2 separate regions of the Homo sapiens genome follow, and region 2 is linked to region 1. A link is a loop called in an ENCODE intact Hi-C map of the cell type or tissue named here. Cell type or tissue: prostate gland. All regions are shown on one strand. Links, peaks and the distances in the headings refer to the core of each region. The heading gives the core; the rest is flanking DNA.

The links. Peaks named below come from ENCODE experiments on the same cell type or tissue, not always from the same donor. Only the 100,000 strongest peaks of a DNase experiment are listed, where the experiment ranks them.
Region 2: it touches region 1 in a loop (5-fold over the local background); 4 of 110 quality-filtered maps call a loop at or near these places.

The regions. Positions count from the first base shown.
Region 1 is chr15:32,990,468-33,000,120 of GRCh38, reverse strand. All of the region lies in intron 7 of FMN1 (formin 1), which reads left to right. Among named protein-coding and RNA genes, the nearest start is that of FMN1, 200 kb to the left of the region's middle. In prostate gland, for the core only: a CTCF peak has its summit at 5,076; no DNase peak of the experiment used is centred there.
Region 2 is chr15:32,882,898-32,892,550 of GRCh38, reverse strand. FMN1 (formin 1) reads left to right here. Exons shown (of 21, transcript NM_001277313.2): 16 at 4,259-4,379. Among named protein-coding and RNA genes, the nearest start is that of GREM1-AS1, 170 kb to the right of the region's middle. In prostate gland, for the core only: no CTCF peak of the experiment used is centred there; no DNase peak of the experiment used is centred there.

The DNA.
Region 1 (9,653 bases), core at 563-8,562:
CCTAGTCAGCAGGTCTCTAGTCCATCTACTTGCCTCTGTGGAGCAATGTGTTTAGGTTTTCAGTTACACTCTGAATGTAGTCCTCTAATCTTCCAGTGTCTTCTCAGATGTGTCACTCTGTGAAGGGATGCAGCTCTGGAAAGGTAAGTGAAACTCTGTAGGATACCCAAATCTTTATGACAAAAGGGAAGCCTGAGCATGGGATTAGTAGGACTTCTTTGGATCTCTACTTCTTCAATTTTGAAAGGGGAAGAAAGAAAAGTACATGCCCTTTGTCTGGCTTGTGAGGAGCTGGTAGCTTAAGAATATCGTTTTTGACCAACACCTTAAGCAGTTTGAAAGTAGAGGACTTGGAAACGACAGATTGTTGTATCTGTTTTTAACTAATGTTCTTTGGGTTGTGGGATGCAAGACAAAGAACCAGCCAATAGTGACATTTCCTTTACGGGAATCTTTTTCGTTTACCCCATTTATCACATGCATATTTCCTAATTGAGGGGAAACTTCACTGAGCGATGGCCTCTGGCAGGCCCCCTGCTCATTGTGCAATGCAGTCACATTTCTAGTTTGGTAACTCCCACTGCAAAATGATCCAGGGATCAATGCCAAACTGAAAATTAACTTACATTGTACCTTTTTGTCCCCAAGAGAATGAAATGGTATGCTGGCCTCCATTAAGACTTGTAGACTTCCTCATTTTACTGTGGCCAACACATTCCACTCATCCATTTCTAATAGTTTACACATTGCTGTTGAAACAGAATTGAGTGCAGACTCTATTTGAGCTGATACAACGAAATTTATAAAGGCATAAATCCCAAGCCTGTTCCATTTTTTTGTATTCTTCATTATCAACACAATACATTTAAATCTCTTAATTCCCAGATAATACTGTGAGGGAAAGGGAATAATTTGTAGGCCAATAAACAAAACTTTCACAAGTATGAAATGTGATGATTTCATAAAACCCTTATGGTATTCCCCTAAGTGCTGATATTAGTGTAATTCATTACTGAGATGCCAAAAAGGAAAAAATAGACAATATTGAGAAATATGTTAATTCATCATTTTAGTGTGACTGTGAAATGTTGTGAGGTTACTAGATTTACTGGTTTACTAGTGTTGAGATTCCTCTTGGGCGACTGGCTACCTAGAATCCGGTAGGTACATTTGGACTTGAATTTTCATGGAAAAGGAGCCCTTTGTCTCAGCCTTCAAGATACTGTCTTGCCTTCAGACAATTCAGATATAGAAGGAGGCTGTTGTAGAATGTTGATTGCTCATTTGTATCATGGGGGCCAATGATGGTTTTAGACATTTCCTTCATGCACCATCAGCCTTCAATCATTTCTGCTGAGTCTTAACCCCTGAACATGAGTCAATACAGGTGGACCAAGACAGTTTTCTTTTTATTGCAAAAGTTTTTTGACTTTAGGTGACGGGCTACTGCTGGAACCGGTGAGTTTCTGCGTGTTGGCCATTGCTTTTGACTCTTCATGAAATGGGAGAAAGCATGGTAGAGCACCACGGGGAGTGTTTCCTTCTCTCCAGACTTGTCCTGCCTCACTCAATAATTCTGTAAATTCTATACAATCACACATCACTCTTAAATATTAGGTTCTTCAGCTGTAAAGTAAAAGCATTGGAGTAGCTGGCGTAAGTTTCCTTCTAGCTTCAAAGTTCTATCATTTCTGGCCTGGGAAAAGAGTGGGCCCCTGCATCTGTCCCAACTCAATCCAAAGTCCTAGGAGATTTTCTTTTCCCATGTTACCTAGATCAGTGCTAGGCAACTAGCTGAAATTGAATAAATAGTTGTTAATTGATCTGACTGGACATTGCTGGAAATTTTTTCATGACTCACAGTATTTAGGTAGAAGGCTATTTGGGGGGTAGCATTAGGAAAGCTGCAGAATTCTTAAATTTGTGATACCATCAAATACAGCCCAGAGACGTTTATTCATTGAGCACAATAACATTTAAAAACTTCCTTTGAATAATTTTCAAATAAAGCATGGATGCTCTAGTTGCCAAAGTACTGCCCCACACTTACTATCATCTTATAGCCAGTCTCCTCTACTTATGTTGATTGCCTGGAGCCTGTAGACATCTGAGATTGTGACTTCTGGTACAGAGGATAAAGAGGCTGAGTAACATTTATTTTTTTCATGAACATACGAATACAAAGCAGAATTCCTTGAGCTTTTAGATATTTATGGACATTTACATTTGTGTCTTTTCTTTTCCCTTTTCTTTCCCTCTTGCCCTTTCCCTTTCTTCCTCTCTTCTGTCCTTTCCTGAAAGGGCTATTGAAGGAATTGAAAGGGCAGCAGCTTTGGAAGTGTAAGTGAAAGATGAGCTCTTAGTGTAAAAAATTGGGTATGGTCTGTGTTCTAGAACATTTTCAGGAAGGCATGGTAAGAGATTGTGTTGACATGAGAGATTAAATGCTGAGCACCCCATGCTTTTTGACTTAATTGGAGATGTTTATAATCCTGGCTACTGAGAAGGAAGCACCAGCTCTGTGCCAGGTACCATGCTCAGTGCTTCACGTAGATAATTTCGAACTACCTGAGACCCAGCGGAGTCAAGTGCAATCCTGAGCTTTCACAGCTGGTCAGTAGAATGGCTAGATTCATCAACCAGGTCTGCCTGGTTTCTAAATTTGATATGTATTCACTGCCTAGTATAATGATTTTTTAAGTTTTAATTTTTTCTCTCGTCCTGTGTCAAAGACCTGTACAAGGTAGGAATAAAGGATGATCTGCACAAGTTCCCCATGTGATTAAAAAAAAAAAAAAAGACGGTGATATTTCTGTAGTGTTAGGAAAGAAAAATAAACAATAGAGTTCTTTTATTTCACTGGTTTCAGAAATAAGGTGTTCTGTTCTCTCTACTGAGGTACGGAAGAAAGGAGCAGGTGGGAAATTTCTCTTTCCAGCTTTATTTCTCATAGCTGGTCCTGAGCCCAGTTTGAGGAAGTGCCTCTAATACTTGTCACCATAATCTTGATGTTTGCCTGTATTTATCTTAGAGATTTGAAACCTGAATCTCATAGAAGTTAATTTCCAAGATTGTAAATTGGGTAAGAAAATACTGTGGCTAGACTTCTATGCAGCTTGCCAGCTCCTTACTTCTTCGTTACGATTTTTGTAATTTGAACATCGGGGCTCAGCTGTTCTTTAACTTTAATCTTCTCCAGTATAGTCCCTGATACCCAACACTGCTGATTCCTTAACAGGCCTATGGGGTGATTCAGCTGTGTTCTCTATGCTGCCACCTCCTTGTATGGTGTGTTCATGTGTGATAAATGGTACTAGTTGCTGCTTCTAACAACTCCAACCTCATAGACTTTGGAATTCATAGTGTGAATTTATTGTGTGTTTGTGTGTATACGCGCGTAACATTATGTGTGCTTTGACCATTTCACTGCAATTTGTTGTAGCTTCCTCTGTGTCCTGGAGGAATAACAATAATAATATTTGGTACTTAATTGAGCATTTACTATGTGCCAGTCTTTATATATAAGGAGTGAATGAGCTATTACACCATTATGAGGTGGCCCTCTTACCCTGTACACTGAACTGCCTCTGGAAGATCTTAAAGGTCCTTGCCTAGTGAGAATATTCCTGATGTGACTTTGATTCTGGATTGACCTTTGCCTCTGATCTATCTTTGGGTGGATATTTGTCCTTAGGAGTGATGGCCCTTAGAATCAGAACATGCTGAAGCATAAACTCATATAATGAAGTCAAGTGACCATTCATTAAACAAAATGCAATGTAACCCTAGGTAGGATAGTGGGATAGAAAAACAGGTGTGTAATCCTCCCTGAGTTTGAATCCTGTTTGTGCTGTCTACTAGATGTGTGGTCTTGAAGAAATTATTTAAACCTTTCTGAGCTTCAGCTTCTCACCTTTAAAGTGGGTGTGACAATGTTGTAACTTGGTCATTTTGACTGATTACAACTGTTGGGATAGCTTAGGTGGGACTGGGCCACAATGGCATGTGGTAGATGACCTATCTATCATAACTATTGTGTTTATTATGAGCAGCAGCATGTTTAGTTTACTCTAAGTCTGTGGCTGTCAAAGTGTATTTTTGGATGGTAAAGTTTGTTCCATATAAGCTATGTGCCGAGGTAAAAGAAACATTCTGTATTTACTGTTATATCTAATTCTCCAATGAGCATTGCTTTTCATATGTTATAAAAGTATGATGTGCTCATTTCCATTATTGCCTCTTCCTAGGAAATATTACTGTTGCCATAGTTTTATGAAGGAAACATCTGAATATGTATAAGCAGCCTAAGAGTTAAAACACAGATCTGGGGAACGGTTCTGAGTAAGATAATTGCGTGTTAAAATTGTTTTTGCTGTAAAGACAAATTTTCTAAACTATAATTTCATGTACATAACTTGGCTTCTTACACTTTATCTCTCTCATGATTGGTAAACACCAATTGAGCACGTGTCAAATACAAGAGATGTGCTAGAGATAAAACATCATTTAGTAATGATGGTAATAATGATGATAATAACAGATAACATTTGTTGCATATTGCTATATGCCAGACACTACACTTAGCATTTACCATGGATTATTTTATTTAATCCTCATATAGGTTCCGTACTCAGAGGATTTACTATTTATTTGGGAAAACAGAATTTATACCATAAAGGCTAAATAACACTCAGCTTACACTGAGGACCTAATATTACGCAGAGACTAATGGAGGGAGAGACTTTTTGAGTGTTAACATTTTAAAATTATCAACTTTTTATAGAAGTTGCTGATGTTAGGTCTCAGATCTCAACTAAGATTCTTTCCAAGACTTAGATTTTCTGATTGTGGCAATTTCATACACTATCTTGGAAAGCTGTTACAGGTGTCTATGTAATACACTTCTACTTGTTTTGATACAATATATGGCATGACCTATATCTCCTGCAAATTGGTATAATAAACATAATTTGAAGTATTATTAAGAAATGTGTTTTGCATATATACATATATATATATATGCTTCTGTGTGATAGGCTGAGTATTTTACAATTACTTTAGGAGTCATTCCACAATCTCACCACTGGAGGTCAGTTTGACCCTTTTTCTCTTAACTTTCTAGATACATTTTCTTTTGATGATTGAAACACATTCCAGTTTTATACTAAGAGTTTTTGCTTTAAACACATGAAAACTCATTGTTAGTTTATTTTACAGAAAAACATGCACAGCAAAGTGCACATAAGTCCATACTCATAGGCAGTGCTTAATGTACTTACAGAGACAGTACATGCTATGTTTATGGCTGTAAATAGGTACATTCTATATAACAAATGACAAAGGACCACCTTAAAATAATGCTTTATGAACTTGATCATCCGTTTCATCTAAGAATGGAATCATCAAAAGGAAATAGAGGTCTTTCTCAATCATTCAATATGTATTGATTGAGTGCTTCCTGGATGCCAGGCACTGTGCTAGGTGCTCGAGGGAGCAGGACAGATAATAGGCCCCACTCTCTTGGAGCTTGTAGTCCATTCAGAGAAACAGATATTGATAAAATAACCAGCCAATAAATATAATGTGATGAGTGCTGTGGAGCTGCTCTGATGGGGTCTAATTAAGATCCATGGGTCCAGACAAGGATACTCTTAGGAACTGACCTTTAAGCAGAGGTTTGAAGAGTGAAGAGAAGCTTGGCTTGTTTGGAGAGAACTGCAGGGAAGCTTTGTGTGGCCAAAGCACAGGAAAAACAGGAGAGAGGTGGGAAATGTAGCTCTGGAGTAGGATTTTTTCAACCTTTTTATACTACAACCCAGAATAAGCAATGTAATTTATATCGAGACCCAGGTTACGTGTGTGTGTGTGTCTGTGTGTGTGTGTGTGTGAGAGAGAGAGAGAGAGAGAGGAATGAGTTCTATTCAACAATTTATTGCATGTAACATACTCGGATATATTCAACTCTTACTAAATATGCTCTGGATAAAGCACAAATTGATATGTTAATATGCTATCTCACTGATCGATGATGGCCTATGGGTTGAAAACAGTGCGGTGGAGAAAGGCAAGAGGCAAGATTCTGGAAGGGTCTTGTACATCTTTTTAAGGTTTCCCAATTTCATCTTCAGAACAGTTAGAATCTACTGACTAATTCTGAGCAGAGGAATATGTGACATGAGGAGATTTGCATTTCCAAAAGACCCCCCCCACCCCGCCCCCGGCTGCTGTTGCAGAGGACAAGTTGAGGAGGGCAGAGAGGATGTGGAGAGGACAGCAGGGAGTACTGCAGCTGTCCAAGTCAGAGATTGTAGTGGCTCTAAGACAGGGTCAAGAGAGAATTTACGCTCTCTGACAACAAGCATTACCTTTCTACCGGTGCTGAGGGTTGCTTCTGCTGAAACTGGAACCATGAAAACTGTCATTGTTGCTTGTCTGTAAATGTGTACAGCTTGATTCTCCCTCTGGAACATGGTAAATATACAATAAATAATTCTTGAATGAATTAATAGGGAGGAAGAAGGTGCTGACAACACACTACCCTTTTGAGCATGAAATGAGAAAGCTCTTGTTAACTGGATACACTTCTCTTATCTTAATTTGATATACACACCACCAGAACAATTACTTGTCTCTGTAGACAGGGGGCAGTTTCTTGTACTGTCTTTGAAAGCTGCAGTAGGTGTCTGTATAACACAGTTCTGTTTGTTTTGTTTTAAAACTATATATGGCATGACCCTTATCTATGGCAAATAGATCCTTTAGACATAATTTAAAGGATTAACTGAGAAAACATAGAACAATGATAATTTTCAAATTTGCTAAATGAAGTTTATAAGTTGAACTGCATTAAATTGCTGATATTTGACCTATTTGACTTATAAAGCAGCAATTTTATATGGCTTAATGTAATATATTCATACCAAATGGCAAGGAAGTGAATGTGTATTGGAATGATATTTCTCTGAATGAATCGTATTCTGAAATGTTCACTGGGGCCTCAGCAGGTGTTAAGAGACTGCAGCTGAAAATGTCACAAGGCATTGTCCCTAGGAGAATGAAGCATCCCTTACATGGTGACTCTTTTCCAATTAGAATTGTTGAAGTATCACATGACCCTTATGTCCTGTGTCACTTACAGAACAATCTTGGCGAGAAATGTTTCATCTTTCAGGCAATCCATGAAAAATAAAGTTAGTGAAAACTGTTAAATTAGTATTACTTGGTCTAGTGAATAGGCTAAATATACATTGATCTCTCTGAGCCCAAACTGATATTTTACTCCGTAAAAATGAACGATTTTTATGACCCACTATTGATTGTTATGGTCTTTATAACATAGATTTAATAAAATTGTCTTCTTATTCCCTCATAGACCCTTTATAGTAAAAATTTCATGTCTTAGGAGTTATAGGAATATGATATTGCACATACACACAGGAAAATGATTAGGATATTAGAAGAAAGTGAATTAAACATCTAAGTTATATTTACTGCATGTCTTTTTGTTAAACATATGTCTTATCGAACATTTTCTTTATTTCTCCCACAGATACCAGTCCTTTTTCTTAAGTTTGTAAACTAAGATATGATCTATAATCTGCCATTGATGAATAAATTGGGCATCTTTTGATATTTCTAATTTATTTTCAGTTAGTCCTGAGGGAAATTTATAAACACTAAATCACACCAGTTTTTCTACTTCATACTTATACTATTGTTCTCAACCACATCATCCTCTAACCATCTTAAGTAATGAAAATCTGTGATTATTATAATGAGAAGAGGGTTTTCTTTTTGATACTTTATTTTCAGCATGCAAAACTAACATTGATTCCCGTTTTGATGGATACAATACAGGACCATTATTTTTCTGTAAAATTCCAACGTTCTAGAAAAGTGGCTCAGTCTTGAAACTGGATTGCCAAAACCAAATGGAAACTCCTTTCCTTTTGCTATAAAACAATGGTGGATGGGCTCAAAAACAAGGAGGGGAGAAAACAAGATTGCATTACAAATCTGGCAACATCAGCTACACTAGTAAAATCAAATCCAATGTTGTTTTATGACTCTGAATTTATGTGAGTACGCAGGATCAAAGGGCTTGAATCCCCCTGGACTACAAGGTCTATAGTTCATGGTAAAAACTCATCAAAAAGAACATTTTAGTCGTTTAAACTTTTCATTTTAATCAGCCACAGTAATAAAAGAGCCTTTAGGTGTCCAAAAATATTTTGCAAGATCAAGAGGTTGTTCTCTTGTTCGTAGAAGCAGCTCTCTTATTGGATCCATATAATGCCTGTGGCCTTTGAGTGTCAAAGGGCCACTGCCTCCACATTGTTTGCCCTTGTGGGATGGTTTCTTTTGGTTCTTCTAACTGTGCATTATGTGATAATAAATTACGGTGTCTGACGGAAGGACCATAAAATTTTCACACCATTTATCAAGCGATTTTAGCCATTTAAAGTTAGGTGTCTGACAGCAAGCCAAGTCGTTTGTAATGTTTAGATAGAAACAGTCTACTGCCTGCATCTTGACCAGCATCAAGAGACAGCCCTGCAGAGGAGAAAGAACACGAGGCTGCAGCAGAAGACTCAGCTTTGAATCACAGCCCTGATGCTCCCTAGATTGTGATTTTCGATGGTCCAGAATTTGGGGCTCCTACCTTCACCACAGTGTTGTTTAGATCATGTAGGGTAATATTTGTCAAGTTACTATGCAGCATATGAGAATCAATATGCAGTAGATGTAGATGGTGCAGGAAACAGCCTGAGCAGTCCAGCATTTCCAGCAAGAGATCTAAATAGGTAAAGCAGGGAGCTGGCCAGAAGGAATAAGTTGATGAGAAAGTATTCCTGAGAATGTAGAAGACAGCGAAATCAGGGACCCAGGAGATTCTGGGAAGAAAGAGGTGGCATTTCTTCTGAAACCGAGAGAAAATAAAGAATGAGGGCCTTTGTCTATGGGCTATAAATGCCTTTATTTCTTTGCTTGGTTGTTAGGTTTGGCCTTATGCATAGGAAAAGAAAGGCAGGTGGCTGGTGTTTCTTCACCTGTTCTCTTTGATATCATCTACTGCTGCTTCTGCTCTTTTCTCGTTTGGTTGCTGCTATGGTTTGGCTGTGTCCCCGCCCAAATCTCGAATTGCAGTTCCCATAATCCGTACGTGTCATGGGAGGAACCTGGTGGGAGGTAATTAAATCATGGGAGCAGTTACCCCATGCTATTCTCGTGAGAGTGAGTAAGTTATCACAAGATCTGATGGTTTTGTAAGGGGCTTCTCCCTTTGCTTGACTCTCATTCTTCTCCTTCCTGCCACCATGTGAAGAAGGACATGTTTGCTTCCCCTTCCACCACGACTGTAAGTTTCCTGAGGCCTCCACAGGCATGTGTAACTGTGAGTCGGTTAAACCTCTTTCCTTATAATTACCCAGTCTGGGGCAGTTCTTTACAGCAGTGTGAGGACAGACTAATACAGTTGTTCTTTTAGCAGGTGCTTTCCCCCATTTCTAGTAATAAATTCAGCTATCCTTTACATTAGAAATCCTTTCTCTTGACCATACTGTTGCTTTGACCTTCCATTCCTTCTCTCACTGGCAAAATTCTTAAACATTAATGACTTGTAGCAAATTATCTTACCACTTGAATTCCGTTCC
Region 2 (9,653 bases), core at 1,022-9,021, 110 kb after region 1:
ACCAAAATCAGGAAAGGACATAACCAAAAACGAAAACTACAGACCGATATCCTTGTTGAACATAGATGGTAAAATCCTTAACAAAATACTAGCTAACTGCATCCAACAACATATCAAAAAGATAATCCACCAGGATCAAGTGGGTTTCATACCAGGGATGCAGGGATGGTTTTAACATACGCAAGTTAATAAATGTGATAACACCACATAAACAGAATTAAGAACAGAAATCACATGATCATATCAATAGATGCAGAAAAAGAATTCAACAAAATCCAGCATTCCTTTATGATTAAAACTCTCAGCAAAATTTGCATACAGGGGACATATCTCAATGTAATAAAAGCCATCTATGACAAACCCCCAGCCAACATAATATTGAATGGGGAAAAGTTGAAGGCATTCCCTCTGAGAACTGGAACAAGACAAGGATGCCCACTCTCGCCACTCCTCTTCAACATAGTACTGGAAGTCCTAGCCAGAGCAATCAGACAAGAGAAAGAAAGGAAGGGCATCCAAATCAGTAAAGAGGAGTTCAAACTGTCACTGTTTGCTGATGATATGATTGTTTACCTTGAAAACCCTAAAGACTCCTCCAGAAAGCGCCTATAACTGATAAAATAATTAGCAAAGTTTCAGGATACAAGATTAATGTACACAAATTAGTAGCTCTTCTGTACACCGACAGTGACCAAGCAGAGAATCAAATCAAGAACTCAACCTCTTTTACAATAGCTGCAAATATATACATATATATATATGTGTGTATAGTAATATACCTAAGGAGTCAAAAGACCTCCACAAGGAAAACTACAAAATATTGCTGAAAGAAACCGTAGACAACACAAACAAATGGAAACCTATCCCATGCTCATGGATGGGTAGTATCAATATTGTGAAAAGGTAGAATTAATATTGTGAAAATGACCATACTGCCCAAAGCAATCTACAAATTCAGTGCAGTCTCCATCAAAATACCACCATCATTCTTAACAGAATTAGAAAAAAACAACTCTAGGCTGGACACGGTGGCTCACGCCTGTAATCCCAGTTGGAATGCCGAGGCAGATCAAGAGGTCAGGCGATTGAGACCATCCTGGCTAACATGGTGAAACCCCGTCTCTACTAAAAATAAATTAGCTGGGCGTGGTGGCGGGTGCCTGTGGTCCCAGCTGCTTGGGAGGCTGAGGCAGGAGAATGGCGTGAACCCGGGAGGTAGAGCCTGCAATGAGCCAACATCGCATCACTGCACTCCAGCCTGGGCGACAGAGCGAGACTCCGTCTCAAGAAAAAGAACTCTAAAACTCATACGGAACCATAAAAGAACCCACGTGGCGGGAGCCAAGACTAAGCAGAAGAGAAATTTGGAGGCATCACACTACCTGATTTCAAACTATACTATAAGGCCATAGTCAGTCACCAAAACAACGTGGTACTGGTATAAAAATAGGCACATAGACCAATGGAACAGAACAGAAAACCCAGAAATAAACCCAAATACTTACAGCCAACTGATCTTCAACAAAGCAAACAAAAATATAAAGTGGGAAAAGGACACCCTTTTCAACAAATGGTGCTGGGATAATTGGCTAGCCACATGTAGGAGAATGAAACTGGATCCTCATCTCTCACCTTACACAAAAATCAACTCAATGGATTAAGGACTTAAATCTAAGACTTCAAACTATAAAAATTCTAGAAGATAACATTGGAAAAACCCTTCTAGATGTTGGCTTAGGCAAGGATTTCATGACCAAGAACCCACAAGCAAATGCAATAAAAACAAAGATAAGTAGTTGGGACTTAGTTAAACCAAAGAGCTTTGGTACCTCAAAAGGGGCAACCTAAGAGTAGAAGAAAATCTTTACAATCTATACATCTGACAAAGGACTAGTATCCAGAATCTACAGTGAACTCAAATCAGTAAGAAAAGAACAATCTCATCAAAAAGTCGGCGAAGTACATGAATGGACAGTTCCCAAAAGAAGATATACAAATGGCCAACAAACATGAAAAAATGCTCAACATCACTAATGATCAGGGAAATGCAAATCAAAACCACAATGCGATACTGCCTTATTCCTGCAAGAATGGCCATAATCAAAAAATCAGAAAACAGATGTTGGCATGGATGCCATGATCAGGGAACAGTTCTACACTGCAGGTGGGAATGTAAACTTGTACAGTCAGTATGGAAAACAGTGTGGAGACTCCTTAAAGAACTGAAAGTAGAGCTGTCATTTGATCTAGCAATCCCACTACTGGGTATCTATCCAGAGGAAAAGAAGTCATTATATGAAAAAGATACTTGCACGTGCATGTTTATAGCAGCACAGTTCACAATTGCAAAATCATGGAACCAACCCAAATGCCCATCAGTCAAAGAGTGATTAAAGAAACTGATATATATATATACAATCGAATACTACTCAGCCATAAAAAGGAATGAATTAACAGCATTTTCGGCGACCCGGATGAGATTGGAGAATATTATTCTAAGTGGAGTAACTCAGGAATGGAAAACCAAACATCGTATGTTCTCACTGATATGTGGTAGCTAAGCTATGAGGATGCAAAGGCATAGGAATGATACAATGGACTGTGGGAACTTGGGGATAAGAGTGGGAGGGGGATGAGGGATAAAATACTACAAAGAGGGTGCAGTGTATATTTCTTGGGCGATAGGGGAACCAAAATTTCACAAATCACCACTAAAGAACTTACTCATGTAACCAAATACCACCTCTACCCCAATAACTTATGGGAAAAAAATTAATGGTGATAAATGCTGTGATAATGTAAGCGTCATAGGCCTTTGGAGAACAGGGGAGAAACACCCACGTGCTGGAGGTTAGGGGAAATCTTTAAGGAAGGACGTTTGTTTTAAGACTTAAAGGATGAGTATGAACAAGGAAGTGTAAGGAGGCACTAGGGAAGGGTCGGAAAGGGACCATTTTATAGACAAAGGCCTAGAAGCAAGAGATTGTGGTCTGTTATTTCATGAAGGTCTAGAGGGAGTTGGAGATAGGGGGAAGGTAAAAATGAGGCCAGAGATGTAGACAGAGGCCAGATCATAAAGTGCCTTGTAAAGCAGTTTTAGAGTTTGGAATTAGTCCTAATGGCAGTAGGGAAGATGGAATGTGAAGGAAAGCTGGCAAAGTAGCCTGTGCAGAGAGAGGAATAATTGAAGACGGCCTAAGACATGCAAGATACAAAGCTTACGTTAAACAACTCAGGGAGAAAGCTAGCTAGACTGGAAAAGATATTTGAGGCTCATGTGCCTGAAGCTTTTGTCCTTCAAGATGTTTCTCAGCTGAGAATTCTCCATTAGCTATAGCAGTGGAGCTTGTTAAAACTATACTTCACCCTGCCCTCGGTCTCCTAAGATAAGCCAGACAACATTTGCAAAAGCTTTTCAAATATATGAAGAATTTTGGGGAAGCCAAGGCTGGAGGATCGCTTGAGCCCAGGAGTTAGAGACCAGCCTAGGCAACATGGTGAGACCCCCGTCTCTACAAAAAATTAAAAATTAGCTGGGTATGGTGGCACGTACCTGTGGTCCCAGCTAATAGGCTGAACTAGAAGGATCGCTTGGACCTGGAAGGTCAAGGCTGCAGTGAACCGTGATTGTGTCAGTGCACTCAAGCCTGGGTGACAAAGCAAGGCCCTATCTCCAAAAAAAAAAAAAAAAAACCTGTGTATATGTGTAGATACACCCATATACAAAGAATCTGATCATGCATGCACACAGAAGAGCTTTAAGCCACAGAGAAAGGTGAGGAAAGGTGATGGGAGGGTGATTGTATCTTCCATTGCAGTGCCTTCTTATCCAGCACCTTCTGATTCACACCCATTGGTATGCCCCAAAGATGACTTGTCTAATTGCTAGCATGTGTAAATCAAATGGGGACTTCAAATGTAAGTACTTTCATGTGTTCCCCTCTTCCATTTTTCATGGGAGTGGAGTGTCCAAGATCAGGACGACCTGACAATTTTCTCTTTGATTCATGAGGCAAAATAGAACCTGGCCCATGCCATAGCCGACCTCATTGCCAATAAGTCCAAAAAGAGATTGTGAAAGACAAGAAAGCACTTCAAAGTCACAAGTCCAAATTTAGGAATAGCAGAGGAGCATTGCTATGATTCTTACTCAGACATCCAATAAAAAAGCTTTTTTTTTTCTCATTGATGCTTTGGAATTTCAACTGAAAGTGACAATTGGGAAGTATAATGTACTTTTGTTTACCATATCTCTTAGGAAGCTGGAACAGAAAAGAGTGTTTTCCCCTTGCCGGAACCACAGGATTTCTTTCTGGCCTCCCAAGTCAAGTTTGAAGACCTCATAAAAGATTTGAGAAAACTGAAGAGGCAACTAGAAGGTAATAGGAACTGTTCTGCTATTATGATAATAGCTAAGATTACTTTTAAAAAATGTTTTAAGAGGATTATTTAGGTCTGGTTCATAGAGTGGGATTGGTGCAGAGTTCAGCAATGGTACACTACAGCTTTCAGGAAACTTTCCTTCTCTACACAGTGTGTAGAGGCACTGTATTTTCAAATTCTTCTCTTTTATTAGTGTTGATCATTTGTTTCTTATATCCATATCTCGTTATATCTACATTTTCTAACATTTAGTAGTTATAACATTATTAATGATAATAGCAGTAACCATTTACTAGATGCTTACTGTTGTCTCATATAACAATCTTAATAAGCTGGAACTACACTAAACCCATTTTACAGATGAGAAAAATGAGGCTTAGAGAAGTTAAGTTCACACAGCCAGTAATAGACAGATTTACTGAGCTCTAATCAAGTCTAATCAAGTCTGTCTAATTAGAACTCACATTTTCTAGTTTCTAGTTTCTAGAACTTACACATTAGCTAGTTTACTCTGCTGCTTTAAATATATATGTATATCATACATATCGTACACATACACACATGTTCCTGTATGTTTGGTTTATATATGAGTCTAATAATGATGGTAAGGCCCACAGTAAACATTCCATTTTAGTTTAATTTACATTTTTAATTAGTCAAAAGAAAATGCTGAAAGCCCCTTTTTGGCTTTTTTAAAAGGTGAAAATATGTCTCACTTGGGCAGGAATTTTCCTTTGGCATTTCTAGAGTCTCGTGTTTTTACTGTGGAGACATCTCCTTGTCCAAGAATATAAATACTTGCCTTGGAGCTTGTATAACTCCAATTGAAGAGCTCTGCGGAGGATTTAGAGAGCGTGTTAATGTGGAAATGGAGCCCAGAGTGCCAGAAGCAGAGCTTGAGGAAATGAAGGGCTTCAACCAGGAATATTTTAAGACCAAGACATAAAGTAAACATTTTTAAAATGTTTATTGTGAAAGAGTACTCAGAAACCTAAGTCTGAGGCTGAGAACAGCTTGGAAATGGAAGTAAAGTGGGAAAGATCTGCTCCCGGTGGCAAAGAGAGCCATTTATTTTTACTTTGGGCATAAAACTTACATGGAAAGGATAATGGTTACAGGTGAATATTTTTATCTTGTATATTATTTTTAAAGGAACGTGGGTTTTTTTTCTCCCATTGATGTGGTTGAATGAATTCAAACAAATGGATGCTTCCTTTAGAAATGCGATATGTGAACTTGCGGTCGTTATTTTCTGTCTCCTGAAGAATTGGCGGTTGTATCCTTGTTGAAGTTGAGGAGCTTGATTAATATTGTAATAAAGCGTAGTAAGCTACCAGCTAGCATTTTTGTCTGTCCCTCTCCACTGGTAGAATTAGGGCCCAGGCTGGTCCTCAGTGTGGCAGCAAGAGTTAGCAATGGCAGGGGAGCTTGTTTGCTCCACGGCTGTTCCTGAATGCCCATTCCCTCTTGTCTCTTGGCCCCTTGTGAAACCCTTGGCCTGACCTCTCCTATAGTCTTTGAGCCGAAACCTGATCCCTGTTTGATCTTTTCCCTTCTCCTTCCAGGGGCTGCCTCACTTTGACGTCCCTGTACGTTTGATGATAAATAGCAAGAGGATAAGAGGAGTGAACTGGGAGGCGAGCAGAGAGACAAGGGTTCCCCCATAGCGCCTCACTTTGGTACACCTTCTTTTGTCTAGGGAGGCTCTGAATTGTCGTTCCGGATCTCTCAGTACTCAACTGACACTTTCCTCAGCCGATTTTAGGAAAATACAAGAGCTTTTGAAGCAGGTAGAGCGGCCTTAGGAAAGAAAACTGAACATTGTCTCAGTTACTTTTCTTCTTTGTACCAGGCTTCACCAAAACACATGAAGTACCACAAAGGCAAATGAGGAAATGACTCCCCCCACCTCACACACATGGAATATTTAAACAAAAATGCCCTGCTAATCTTTAGAGATGCCAGTGTTTTCAACACATGAAAGGTACCCAGTAAATATTTAAAGAAAATACACACCGTAGGTTCTCTAATGAATTTCTTTTTCTTCTAAATACCATCTGGCAAGATGGCCAGAATCGTGGCGGTCCGTTTCATCTTAACGTTTCCATTCAGGTTTCACCTCCTTTTCCATAAGGCCTTGGTGTGAGCTGAGATTGAATGTTTAATTGAAGAGGACATAATTTTCACACATACAGCAAAGATTTGATGAGGCTTTGAGGTTTATTGTAGCCATTAAAGTGTCGTAGCTGCTGGCAAAATCCCAGAAAATGTCTAAAGCTAAACCAGATGTGATTAGCAAATTTCAAGAAGTATCAGGCCCTAGATCTCCAGGCAGGCAGAGTCTTTTAAAAAAAAAAAAAAATAGTATTAACACACCTTAACCTAATGTGAATTAACCTATGGTTATTGGTCATACTAATGTCACTGATTTAAGTAGAAGTTGTCATTAAGCATCTTTCAGAGAGGCAAGAACTTTGAATGGCATTTTTATGCAGGTAAACGTAGCATGGAATTGATAATAGTATCAACTGCAACTTATTGTGTCATTATTATCTATCAAGTGCTTTATCTATATCACCTCTTTTAATTCTGCAGTGACCTTGTGAGGCAGATACTATTTTTGACTTCTCACAAGATAAGAAAGCTGAAGTTTGTGGTGCTCAAGTAATTTGCCAGTGTTTCAGAGGTGATGATCTAGTCAAGTTTTGAAACTAGATACGACTTCTAAGGCATGTGTTCAATACATATCACGCCTGTGACCCAGAAGTCACCACATCTGATTGGAGATCAGACAGAAAGTTTTGGCATTCAAAATGTGAAGCCTCATGAAGAAAAAAATTAGAGTTACTGAACATATATACACAAGCATGCACACGTGTGCACACACTCCCAAAACCACACATGTAGACTGTCAGATCAGATAGAGTCACAGGAAGGAACTTGCTTTGGGTTGGAATTGGAAAGGGGAAGAAGTCCAGGTAGATGGATTGTCAAATAGACATACAAATAGGCACATTACATAGGACTAAGATCAGGCTTTGAGTTCAGATGTGTATGTTTTACTGGTTCAGTGAAAGTAACAGCTTGTCAAGTAGCATAATCGTAGAAAGTATTCACTTTCTCACCTGTAAAATGGGACAGTTATAGGACCTGCATCATAGGAAATAATGTCTGCACAGTTTCTTAGTGAGGGCAGCTTCAATAAAGCTGATTAAGGGCATGTACCTTTCACTGGAAAGTGCACAGCCTGTATAATCAGCCGGTGTTGCTGAGAGGCCAGCTGGCTATGTTTGTGGAGTATCTAATTCACAGAGCACTTGTGCTTGCTTCTCTACATTGTAAAGAGAGAACCAAGTTCTTGGTGCTTGGGAACATGTTCCATATTTTGTTTATTGTTCTACATCCCTTAACAAGACAATAATTTCAATTTCCCTGATACTGTGAAGTTGTAAGCAATAATTGAGAAAACACAAACAATGGCAATAGTTACTTTCATTCTCCCTCTTTGTCCTTGCTGGCTGGAACTCTCAGGGTGTTCTTACCCACCCATATGTGGTAGGCAGAATAATGCCCCCCAAGGATGTCCAAACCCTAATCCCTAGAATCTGTGAACATGTTGCCTTACATGGCAAAAAGGGACTTTGCTGATGTTGACATGGGGAGATTATCCTGGACCGTCCAAGTGGGCCTAATCTAATCACATGAATCTTTAAAGTCAGTCTTTAAACGCTGAGGACTTTCCCTGGCTATGATCAGAGGGAGATATAACGACGTAAGAATGATCAGAGAGATGTAATGTCGCTGGCTTTGAAGATGGAGGAAGTGGGCCGTGAGCCAAGGAATGTGGGAAGCCTCTAGAAGTGGAAAAGGCAAGGAACAGATTCTCCCTAGAGCCTCTAAAAGGGAGTACAGCCCTGTCAGCACCTTGAGTTTAGCCTGTGAGTCCCATGTCAGACTTCTAACATATAGAACTAAAAGGTGATATATTTCTGGTGTTTTAAGCCTCCTAAGTTTGTGCTAATTTATTATAGTAGCAATCAGAAACTAATACACCAAGGAGTGGACTCTTCTTTCTGATTGCACCAGTTAATACCAGAGACAGACACACACACATACACAAACACACACATGCGCGTGCAGCATTGCTGAAACTATAGATGTAGGATTCGTCAAATAGTAGCACCTAAAAATATTACCTGAAATGTGAACTGGAACTGTTGTTCTCTGAAAGAGTCTATGATCAAATAAACCTGGACATGCTCTGTACGAAAATCATATCCTAGGGATTCAAAGCACATGAGCTTATTAAAGCCTCTGGGAAGTTCTGTAGTTAAAAAAAAGTTTAATGCTGTTTAAAACAGCATTTCCTAACTTAAAGCATGAAACATTGGCTTGCTTTCTTTTCCCTTTCATTGTCTACTTAGTAATATTTTTACAGAGCATAAGTTGTGTAAAAGGTACTTTAAGAAGAAAGGATATTGATTGTACTAGCAACACGGTTGTTGGTGAAATGATATTACTGGGTCCTGCCTGCAGGAGTCAGGATCTCTAGTAACGTAGGGGAGGGCAGGTCTGACTTAGCAGAAACAAGGCCACATGTCATTACTTACCGCTTGATCTCATTCTTTTTTTTTTTTTTTTTTTTTTTTTTTTTTTTTGAGATAGGTTCTTGCTCTATTGCCCAGGCTTGAGAGTAACAGCACAATCATGGCTCACTGAAACCTCAATATTCTGAGCTCCAGCAATCCTCCTACCTCAGCCTCCTAAGCAGCTGGGACTACAGATGTATACCACCACGCCCAGCTAATTTTGTAAATTGTATTTTTTGTACAGACAGGGTCTCACTGTGTTGCCTAGGCTAGTCTCAAATTTCCTGGGCTCAAGCGATCCTCCGGCCTTGGCCTCCCATAGTGCCAGGATTACAGGCATGAGCCACCACTGGACCTGATCTTACCCTTGATCAGTTTTGTTTTCATTTTCATTTGGGGTTATGTGTGATGTCCTTTTCTCTTCCTATTACTGCAGTTGATCAAGAGTTGACTATGAGTAGGAGGGAGGAATGCTAAGAACTGGTTGCTAATCTAATGGATATTCAACTTTGTGTTACTGTGGGAGGGGAAACGGTTCCTCTGTCCCTGCTCTTCAGCAGCTTTTAATGCAAGTTTGCCTCGTCACCATCCTCTTTGATTCTGGCTTCTTACAGCCATGCTGGCTCTTGTTCTGTCAGGAATCAATGTATCTGTCCACTCCGATGAAAGTGTGGCCCTTGC